Regions from separate parts of the Homo sapiens genome. Here region 2 is linked to region 1. A link is a loop called in an ENCODE intact Hi-C map of the cell type or tissue named here. Cell type or tissue: heart right ventricle. All regions are shown on one strand. Each heading gives the region's core, and the rest is flanking DNA. Links, peaks and the distances in the headings are about the cores only.

What was found. Hi-C counts contacts between places; a loop is a spot of excess contacts. Peaks named below come from ENCODE experiments on the same cell type or tissue, not always from the same donor. Only the 100,000 strongest peaks of a DNase experiment are listed, where the experiment ranks them.
Region 2: it touches region 1 in a loop (9-fold over the local background); 92 of 110 quality-filtered maps call a loop at or near these places.

The regions. Positions count from the first base shown.
Region 1 is chr1:116,482,111-116,487,478 of GRCh38, reverse strand. It overlaps LOC112268235 (a long non-coding RNA gene), which reads right to left. Exons shown (of 2, transcript XR_002958352.2): 1 at 1-5,368. Among named protein-coding and RNA genes, the nearest start is that of LINC01762, 6.0 kb to the right of the region's middle. RefSeq lists an enhancer at 3,631-4,131. In heart right ventricle, for the core only: CTCF peaks have their summits at 1,846 and 2,047 (motif pointing right); DNase peaks (open chromatin) are centred at 2,048, 3,522 and 3,758; H3K27ac peaks cover 1,871 bases.
Region 2 is chr1:116,149,989-116,155,356 of GRCh38, reverse strand. No RefSeq gene overlaps it. Among named protein-coding and RNA genes, the nearest start is that of MAB21L3, 41 kb to the right of the region's middle. RefSeq lists a silencer at 2,851-3,270. In heart right ventricle, for the core only: CTCF peaks have their summits at 2,958 and 3,170 (motif pointing left); DNase peaks (open chromatin) are centred at 3,146 and 4,161; H3K4me3 peaks cover 848 bases; H3K27ac peaks cover 2,159 bases.

The sequences.
Region 1 (5,368 bases), core at 58-5,057:
TTATTAAAAATAGAATCCTTAATTTTTAGCTAGGCAAATGCCTCCTACCCCTAGTTGGAATAAAGACATTTTTCAGTTTTCTTGCATCAGAATGGGTTTGCATGAGTACACCTGGGCAGTGATTTGTCAGACTTTGGGAAAATATGATTTTTTTGTTGGCAAGAAAGCAGCCTGGATGGAGCTCCAGTGACCATCTTAAACCACTAGACAAAAACTCATGTTGAAGATAATGGAGCTATAAGATAGTGACTGATGATGACTGTAGAGTTGCCATACTTGTCCCAGGCTGCCAACATCTGGATTTCATTGACATGGGAGAGAAATAAATGTACATTTTATTTATGCTACTGTTTTGTCTGTTTTATGCAACCAAATCTAACCTAATCTTTGTCCATATAACAAAAGTCAAAAGAGTATAATGCAAACTCATTTATAACTTTTTAACAATGGAAATATATGTATCTCATCTAAGGACACATCTTCCAAGGATTTTAGCACCCAAGAAGCCAAAGTATTCATTCAAAGATTGAGGGGTGACCAGAGTCTTGGATGGGGCAAGTCCATCAGGTCAGTTCTTGGGCTTTAGTCCATCAGGCTCTATAGAAACTTCACCAACTCTCTTTACTGCACAACCAAGCCCTCCACTCTCATGAGAGGGGAGCTCATGTCCTCTAAGCCCCATGTCTCTTTCCACTGAAAGAGCACTGCTCTCAGATTCCCATTTTCCCCAATTCTATTCAATTTGTGTCTTGTTAACATAATCTTCCTTTAAATCAGATGCAATACAACTGAGGATGACTCAGGTCTTGGAGTTGGAATCGGATCTGAGTCCTGCCCTTTCTATACTTGACCTCTTAACTGGCCAGTGACTCATTTACACAAAATATTTTGGGTTGGTTTGGCAAGTGTTCACTGCTTAGATACTTTACATTCAGGATGTACTTTATCATATTAAGAGTATAGGGGATACATTTTCTTACATACTAACTGTAGGGGACAAGTACAAATGAATAGCCCAAACCGAGGCTGATGTTAAAGGTTAGCTGCCGGGGAGGATGGAAGAACCAGTCTTCATTCCCCAACCCTGTAAAAGACATCTAGAGGTGAAACTGGTTTTACCAGGAAGATGTCAAGATCAGTTTAAGCCTGCTGAAGTGGAGGTTCTAATCAATATCTGATAATATCTAAGATGTATTGAGCACTTGCTTTCTGCCTGGCAATGTTCTAAGCACTTAGATTCATCAAACGCATCACCTCACAACTACATGAGGCAACTACTCCCAATACCCCCACTTGCAGACAGGGAAACTGGAAGCTAGAGATGAAGCAATTTGACCAGCATCATTCAGTTAGCAAGTAGAAGAGCTGCTACTTGAATCCATGTGTTTCTCATCGCAGAGCCCTTAACTATTACCTTAGTTGTTCTTAGGGAGCTTAACAAAATTTCCTTCCTCACAATCTCCCTCTTATCAGAATGTATTTCTTCTCTATGATGCCAATTCCATACTTGATGCTTTATCTGAGAAACCTTTACAAACAGGCTGGTACTTGCCCCTTCTCAGGTGACAACATTTTAAGTTTGATAGAGGTTTTGCAAAGGTGTACTGATAAATCCACTGGAGGAAGAGTTACGGGTGGAGAAAACTCTTAATCTGTAGCCTTTGCCAATTTCCATGGTGTAAATACTCCCACCATGACCAGTGCAGCTGGTAAATTTCCTGAATATTTGATGATTGCCTCCTGCCCAGCAGCTCCAGCACACCACTGGGCCGAGGGTTCTATTATAGCTAAGAGTGCCCACGCTGGCTGGGAATTCTGGGAATCCATGGCCAGCCTGAGAGAGTTCTGGCATGAGAGAGCCTTGCAGTCCCCTTCAAGGCATACCTGTTAGGGGGGTCCCCAGCTTCTTTTCTTCAGCTATCTGGCCCAGGGCATGCTGGGAGGTGGTGCTGTGGCCCACAGAGAGGCTACAGACCTGGGCTCATGGCCCAGTCTCCCTCCTGAGGCTCCAGCTCCCCTTCTGGAAGCAGCGCTGTGACCAGCAGGTGGCAGCACTCTCACGTTCAAGAGTCTGTGCCTCAGCAAAATGAGGGGCCTTTGTTCTGAGCCAGAGGCTGTGTCACCAAGAGAAAGGCCCTGAGGGGCCAGCTAATCAGCCTGTCCTTAGCTGACCTCCATCAATGTGAGCCAAGTGGACAGTCTCTGGCAGCGTGATACCATGAGAACAACCTTAGCAAACAGCAGAGACAGCACAGTCTCAACCCACCCCTGCCCATCCTGAGGGCTTGGCCTGGGGAGGCCTCATAAAAACAGGTGGGGCTCCATTCAGGAAGGGAGGTAAATGCCAAGAGTGGCGCTTCCAGTGCTAAGGAGGAAAAGACTCCTGCTTGCTCCCACCACCAGCTATGCTGTGGTGCCGCCTTCCTTCTCTGCTGACTCCATGGGTGCTCAGTTCCCACCAGGTGACCAGCTGTTCCAGCTTGCCCAGGACTGTCCTGGTTTTAGTACTGAAAGTCTCAGGTCCTGGGAAACCCCCTGTCCCCAGACAGCAGGCCAGCTGGCCATCTGAACTCCCAGTCCCTGTCCATGTGCAACGCCTGCCTAGCACACAGTAAGCACTTTCGAAGGCGTTGCTGTTGCAGGAGAAGGCAAAGCAGAATTCAGGTGGGACTATAAGAGCTGACTGACCCCGATAGACAGGTTGGTTAGTTAGTTAATTGGTATTGATTGATTGATTTAATTTATTTAGAGGCAGGGTCTCACTCTGTCACCCAGGCTAGAGTGCAGTGTCACGATCATGGCTTGCTGTAGCCTTGACCTCCTGGGCTCAAGAGATCCTCAAACCTCAGCCTCCAAGTAGCTAGTACCACAGGCACATGCCACCATGCCTGCCAATTAAAAAAAAAATTTTGTAGAGATGGGGTCTCGCTATCTTGCCCAGGCTGGTTTTGAACTCCTGAGCTCAACTGATCCTCTTACCTTGGCCTCCCCAAAGTGCTAGGATTATGGGTGTAAGCCAACACACCCTGGCCTCATTCCATTGGTAAAAGCTGCTCCCTTTGCTTTCGGTCAGAGGTAGGAGCCAGAATGTGTGAGGGGAAATCCTCAAAACAGTCCGTTTCTTCTCCAGCTCACCTTGTATCTTTGACCTCCCTCCCTCTTCCTTCCCTCTCATGCTCGCCCGCCTGCCTCAACAATCTCACCCTCCCCAGAGTCCAGAGGCAGAGAACTCCGTGTTCCAAGGAAGGGTGGAGCCTCTTAGAGTGGGCAGGTGGCAGGGCTGGTAAACAGGACAGGCCAGAGGAGGGGTTGAGGCAGGCCAGGAGGCGCTTCAGCCACCTAGACATGGAGCAGCGGGATTTAGGCAGCCCAAAGAATCTGTGCGAGGTTTCCTGGAGCCCTCCCCCTCCTGCCCCCACATCCAAGCAGGGATGTGCACATTCCTCTTTCCTCCTCTAGCTCAATGTGCTGTGGCTTATCTGCTCACGTCACTGTTGACCCCTCCAGATGGTTCACTTGGACTCCCAGTGCCTAGCTTGGGGAGTCAGGCACGGCAAACGCCACCCTGTGCTATGGCTTGAAGGAGGCCAGCAAGCTTTGCTTAAGCCAAGGCATGTGTGAGAAACTTGCAAATCCTTCTTCCCTGCTCTGGACATGGGGAGAAAAGGCAGACTTCTTGCCATGGCCCTCAGGTTCTGCACAGACCGGCCCTTGTCAATTCTCCAGGCTTATCTTGTGCTGTGTTTCCCAGCACTCAGTGTGGCCATCATCCTGGCCTTCTGCCAGGCCCTGCTAATGCCATGCTCACTCCTGCCTCAGAGTCTTCACTCAGGCTGTTCTCTCTGTCTGGTCAAGAATAGCAGGCAGGGTCTGGTTTAGACATGGTCGTCCAAGAAGCCACTGTGAGCAGGGGAAAGTGAAGCTTTGATCTGGAGGATGTGAAGGGTCATGGTGTCCACCTGGGGAGGAGGTCTGCTCTGACAAGCACACTCCCTGTGGTGGCACCAGCTCTCTGTCACCCTGTTAGGAAGGAGTTAATGGGCATTTCCAAAGGCAAACTTCTCATGGGCTTTCTGTTTTAAATTTTCTATATAACTGACCACTCCTCATATCAAACTATCATACTCAGCGGGTTTGTATTTTCATTCCACTGGTGACAAATTAATGCAGGCATAGCCCTATTCTGGATAAAAATTGACCATCTCAGTGAAATCCTGCTGACTCCTGTCTCCCAGCCAGCACTTGGATTTGGTGGAGCCTGCATTAACCCCAGGGTCTCAATAGAGATTCTTAGGTCTTGGAGATTTCTACTAAAAGGCCCACTCTTCCACCTTACAGAATATAGGTCAGAAGTTTGGGCTACTTCAGCTGCCAGATCATAGTAAATAAATATTGAGTTTATTGAAGAAATACTGATTTTATGACATAGAGTTTGCCAAGTAAGCCAAATCCTAGATACAGTGCACAGCAACTCTGGTTATTAAGATATAGATGGAAACCCAGGCTGGCAACTATAGTCCCAGCTACTCAGGAGGCTGAGGCAGGAAAATTGCTTGAACCCAGGAGTTCAAGACCAGTCTGAGCAACACAGCAAGACCCCATCTCTAAAAAACAAAACAGTTCAAAGCTTTGAGGAGGTGGTGAAAGCCTTTATTGGTGTTAAATACTCCATCTCAAGAGCTATAGAAAGATCTTAACTCTTCCAGAGAGGCCATAGCCTCTGTGTAAAGCACACTGTGTAAGCTCCATGAAGGACACCCAGGAGGCACGCATGCCCAGAGAGGAGCGGCACCTGCTCCTCCCCTACCCTGGAAAGAGCCAGGCCATGATTCCTGTGGAAAGTGCTGCACCTCACCCAGCTGTGAGCAACCTCTTCCTGGGTCCTTGGGGGTGGGGAAACCAAATCCCTGGGTTTGAGTAGTATTTGGTCTTTTCCAAGAGCCTGTGTCTATGTCTGCTTGCTTTTTGGGTTAGCTCCAGCCAATCCCTGTTATCTTTCACAGAGGAAGAAGTATCCAGCTGTTGGGGAAAGTCCCAGGATCTGGGGCCCCGGGCCAGTTACAGGGATGTTGGGTTATGGCTGCTCTTTTCTTTCACCTATTTGTCTAGAAATGCAAACTATTCAGGTTGCCCATAGCAAAGAGGCCAAGGTTGGGAAGCTAAGGCATGGATGTGGTGAAGGAGAGTTGGAGGAAAAGGCTCAAAGAACCTCTGTTGGTTTTTGGGGGGTGTGACTTCAATCTTGTTCCTTCATTCCTACGTGGCCGAAGAGTCCCCTTGAGTGACCTCACCTTCACCCAACCCCCACCCAACCTGCTTATTCACCTACACTGACACCTGCCCTTCAGTAAGAAGCCCCACCCTCCCC
Region 2 (5,368 bases), core at 239-5,238, 330 kb after region 1:
CGGATGAGGTGATGTCAGGCACTGTGGAAGTCACAATGATAAATGAGACTCAGATTCTTCCCTCAGAGGGTGTTCAAGGTAGCATTTAATTGCAAAAAGGCATACTACAAGTAGACTGTAATAAAGGTCAACCACTCCAAGAGCGCCTCCATCGCCCTTACTAGGATCTACCCTTTGTTTGTTTGCTTCCTTTTGTTCTGTCACCCACCAACAGCAAGCTCCCTGTGAGTAGGAATGCATCCTTCCTATTCGCCATTGAATTCTCAGGGCCTGGAACAGAACCTGGCACATAGTTGGTGCTCAATAAATATTTGTTGGCTGAAAAAATAAATGAGAAATTGATCTTAAGTGGGATCTCCTGGGAAATTTCAAGGTAAAAGTATCATTTGAACTCGGCCTTAATGAAGAAGTAGAGTTTTCATAGGCAGGTATGGGAGCTGTGCATGTTCCAGAGAGAATGTGAAGAGTATGGAGACAGACGAGAAAAGCTGGCCTGTGTGTGAAGGACACTGAGTTTGGCTGAAGTGTAAGGAGTGGGTGCAGGAGGGAAGTTAGGTTAAGGCTATATCATGGAGGTCCCGAATGGCAATTGTTTGCTCAGCTGGCAAAAGAAAACCATTCAAGTTTCTGTAGCAGGGGAGAGGCTTGCCGGAGCTGTGGGTGAGTGCGATGATCTGGTAGTGACACTTTGTATGTGTCAGAGTGGGGAGAGAAAGGAAAAAGGAGGGGAGGTTGTTGGGCATGCTGGATGTGGTGGCAAGAGCCCATGTGAGGGGGTCAAGGGCCTGAGCTGGACAGAAGCTGTGGGACTATGAAGAGGAGGGCTCTTCGCAGCCAGATATTCAGGTCTCGGGAACTCACTGAATGTGGAAGCTGTTGGATAGCGAGACATTAAAGACGATATTGATGTTCCCAGCTCAGATGCCTGAAGGAGAGAAAGGGAAGTCAGAGTTAGGCTGAGAGGAGGAGAAGAAAGGAGAGGTGATGTGTTTGGTTTGTGCATCTTGAGTTTGAGTGCCCAGTGGGATACCTAGTGAAAATGTCCAGCCAGTTGTCAGAATGTCAGAGGTAAGGGTGTGGCCCAACAAGGCCTTCTAATCACTGAGCCAAAAATAGTTAATGGAACAGAGCTGGGGAGCCTGTTAAGGCAACCTGCAGGATTACAGGCTGCAGAGCATTAGCCTTTGAAGAGAACTTGGAGCTTACTCCCCAGCCTCTGCACAGAAGGGGAATCTGAGGCCTAAAGAAGTTGGGTGGCTTGTCCAGTTTACATAGCCAATTTGACCTCCCAAATTATTATAGGAGGTCAATTAACTTTTAGGTGATTGAAATATTAAAATAGAAAAGCTCCACACTTGCATCTCTCTAAGAGCAAAGCTGTTTAGAGTACTGTACCAATGAAATTTCCAAAATCCATCTCTCAAAGGGCAAAGCTGGTTACAGTACTGTACCAATGAAATTTCCAGAATCCATCTCTCAAAGGGCAAAGCTGGTTAGAGTACTGTACCAATGCAATTTCCAAAGTCCATTTCTCAAAGGGCAAAGCTGGTTAGAGTACTGTACCAATGAAATTTCCAGAATCCTCTCTGTTGGTAAACTTAGCTGCCACCCAGATGACAGCAGGGGCCTAAGGAATCAGGTGCAGGGTGGGTGATGGCTTGGATTTTATTGATTTTTTGGTTTTGGTATGTTTTTGTCTCCTGGGGTCTCCTGTATATAGTACTCCATGAAGGCCACAGCTTTGGAAGATTAATTTGTTTTCAGTCTTCAATTTATAGCCTCTCACTGAGAAAATGTTTCTAAACTCCTGGGAGATGGAGGGCAAGAAGAAAACCAAGCCTTTTACTAGACCCTAAATTATTTTCTTCTTCACCTAAAGGATATGTGTCCAATTACAAACTACAAGACTTTAAAAAAAAAAAGCAAACAAAACCCCAACTACATAGCAAAGGTCATCTGGCCTGCAGAGTGAATGATTAACTTTTGTGAAAGTGATTTTTAGGATTTTTTAGAGCGTTCAAAGGTACAACTGGAAAATGTTAGCCCAGGGGCAATTGTAAGAACACCTTTCTCTACCATCTGTCACACTACGAGCTCCACCCATTCCACCATCAGGGAAGGACCTTGACCCACATCCATGTTGAGGAATGTCCTCTATGTCAAGGTCAGGGAACAGCACCCACAGAGGGTGCCTCTGGGTCCCTCTCTGCTCAACTCCCTCTCTCTTGGTTCCTGCGAGGCTCATAGGGTTGCAGGGCCCAGCAGAAGGACTGAGTCTTCCTCCTGGACTTCTGGTCCTGGTAGGCTGTGCCTTCATGTCTCTCCTGTCACCTGCACTGTAAGGAACTCATTATGACAAACGCATAAAGAATATGGCTCTGTCCACTCCAGCCCATGACCTTGGGCAAGTTCTTTTTTCTCTGTGAGCCTCCAAGTGTTCATTGGCAAAATGGGTTTATGCTGCCTACCTACTCCAAAGGAGTGCCGAGGGGATTAAATGAGATAAAGCACAAAGCCCCTAAAATATGTGCCAGGCACATAGGCAGTATCTGCAAATCTTGGTGTCCCATCCTTTCCTTTCCTGGAGCATTCTGACCCACCCACCCTCTTTATGACCTTCCTACCATGACGCCTGGCCTGGGGGTGATGGAGCGCTTAACTCCCTCCCCTCCCTTCCCTTCCCTTTCCTTTCCTTTCCCCGTGGGCATTAGTCTAAGGAAAAGGAGTCCATAAGAGCACAGCATCTTTCTTCTGTCTTCCACAGCCCCTCTAATCTTGCAGGGAAGGAGGCTGAGTGCCCTGCAGCAGCACAGATATGTCCGGATGAGCCAGTATCTATACTGGGGTAACTGTCCACCCCCCACCCCGATCCCCAGTGCTAGGCAATAAAAGAGGCCCACTGAAAAGAGGACCCAGGGAGCTGGGCGGAGCCTGTGGATCAGAGCCCCCTCGCTGGGCACTGGGTGGGCTGAGGGTTACCCCCAGGCTGCAGAGCGCGTGTGGGGGCCGCCGTCAGCTAGTCTTCCGCCTCCCGAGGGCCAGCGTGGGCGGAGGCGGCGGGGCTGCGGCTCTCGGGAACCGCAGTGTCCCAGTCTGCTCTCTGCCTTCAGCGGGAGGAATTTCCCCAGCCCTTCACGGCTCGGGGCCGCGAGGAGCCGCGGGCGCCCCCTGCCGCTTCCGAGCCGCGGCGCGCAAGGCGGCCTCCCCGTAGACCGTAGTCCCTGTGAGTCTTCCCCTCCAGCCTCAGCCCTGCGCGAGTCGGGGCGTCCGCTCCCCTCTCTCTTGCTCCTCGCTGCTCCTTCAAGAGCCCGCGTCCTGGTCACAGACAGCACAAGTCACATATGGCGGTCCCTGGACAGAGAGAGTCAATGGCAGGGAGCCTTCTTGATGCCCCTCACATCTCACTGTGGGGCAAAGAACATCCTGGAAAGAGGCAGGAGAGAGGAGGAGAGAAGGGCCAGGGCCTCCATGGAGGGGCTGTGACAGCAGGAGAGGATGGGAGCCCAGGCTCTGCTTCCTTTGTACCCCCGGCCACCAAAGGACCCAGACTGTGCCTGTCCCTACACCGGTGCAGCCTTCCTTGCTCACCCGGTCCCTCAGACCTAAACCACACTTTGGGGTACTCTGTGGTAAGCACCCCAGTGTGTTGAGTGCTCAACCTAATATCCCTCTATCCATCCTATAGAGGGAGGTTACATTTTGCATTAGAAGCAAGAATCCTGCTTAGGTGGTGAAGGTGGTTTTTTCATTTGCCGTAACATTCTCTCTCACAGAGAGCACTGCTCACTCCGGCCTTTGTATTCTGAGCATTCGTAGGTCGGTCCTCACAGGAGATTCATAGGTTACAAAGTCTGAGAACATAATATATATGCTCACGAAAGAAAGTTACATCGCCAAAAATAAAGCTGGTTGAATGAGAGGAAATGAATGGTCTAGACTCAGAGACAAAGAGAACCAAGACCAGTACTGTTTGTCTCCGTGCTTGGCAGGAAGGGAGGGTGAAAGCCTGAACTCTTTTCTGATGTGCTTTGTTTAAATGCAGTGTGTGTGTGTGTGTGTGTGTGTGTGTGTGTGTGTGTGTGTGTGTGTGTGTTGTTCAGTCTACATGTTGCACGTTGGAACCCAGTTAAGCTAGGCATGTCCAGCAAACACCTGCTACAAAGTATCCACCAGTGCCCACAGTTGTCAGTGGCTGCTGTGATGAGCTGCCAGGCTGGCCCCTCTGCAGCATGAGTGTGCATTCTCAAGCTCTGCTGCATCAAGCTGTGTTCTGCATAGTGAGGACAGCCAGGCCCTTCTGGGAAAACAGGCTTCTGGAGCCAGAGGCAATTTTTCTTTCTCTAAAACTAAAGATGTGGGATTCTTCAGACTCTCAAAATGTTACTTTGTAGAGGAAAGAGCCTGGCCTGAGAATTAGAAGACCCGGGTTCAAATCCAAGCCCTGCCACAAAGCAGATACATATTATGGAGCAAAATCATGTATTCATCCATTCCTTCATGCAATTATCTATTTAACAACTATTCATTGAGCTCTTACCCACTGAGCATTGTTCCAAGTGCCGGAGATATAATACAACAGTGAATAAGACAAGCCCTCTCCCGGCATAGAGTTTATATTTATTCTAATAGGAGAACCAGCAAACCACTATGGGGAGAGTGAAGTATGGTGCAGGGCAAGAGTGCTGGGGGCTAGCTGTGTTAGGCTGTTCGGGGAGGGTTGGGACATGTCAGCATGGAGCATGGGATTTCTGAGCAAAGGGGGAAACAGGTACTGAGGCCCTGGGCAGGATGGAGCTTGGGTGTCTGAAGCAAAGCAAGGAAGCCAGTGTGGTATGGTTGGAACAGTGTGAAGGAGCGTGGTAGTTGGCGAGGAAAGAGAGAATGGCCCAAGTCAGATCACATAATCCTTGTGGGCCTTGGTGGGGAGTTTCCCTTTTTTTTTCCTAAGAGATGAGAAGCTATTGGGAGGATGAGAGCAGGGAAAATAAGCATGATTGAGTTTGCAGGTTGCCCCCCTTGCTCTTGTGTGGGGAGGACTGGTGTGAGGTCGGGGGGCAAGAGTAGGTCTGCAGCAGTCTGGAAGAGAGAGGCATGACCTGGCCTGGGGTGGGCTGACCTGCAGGGTATGAGGCCTACCTGGACTACATGGAGAAAGGAGAGCCAAGGGATGTGCTGGTGGGTTGAATATGGTGGGTGGTGGCCTCAAGGCTAACTCTTGGGACTCTGGCTGAAGCATGTGGCTGAAGTGACACTGTTTACTGAGGCGATGGGAGCTTTGAGAGGGAAAATCAGGAGTTCAGCCTGGGACATAATGCATTTGCTTTGAGCAAATCATTTTCCCTCCTCTCTTTGGACCTCTGCCTTCGCA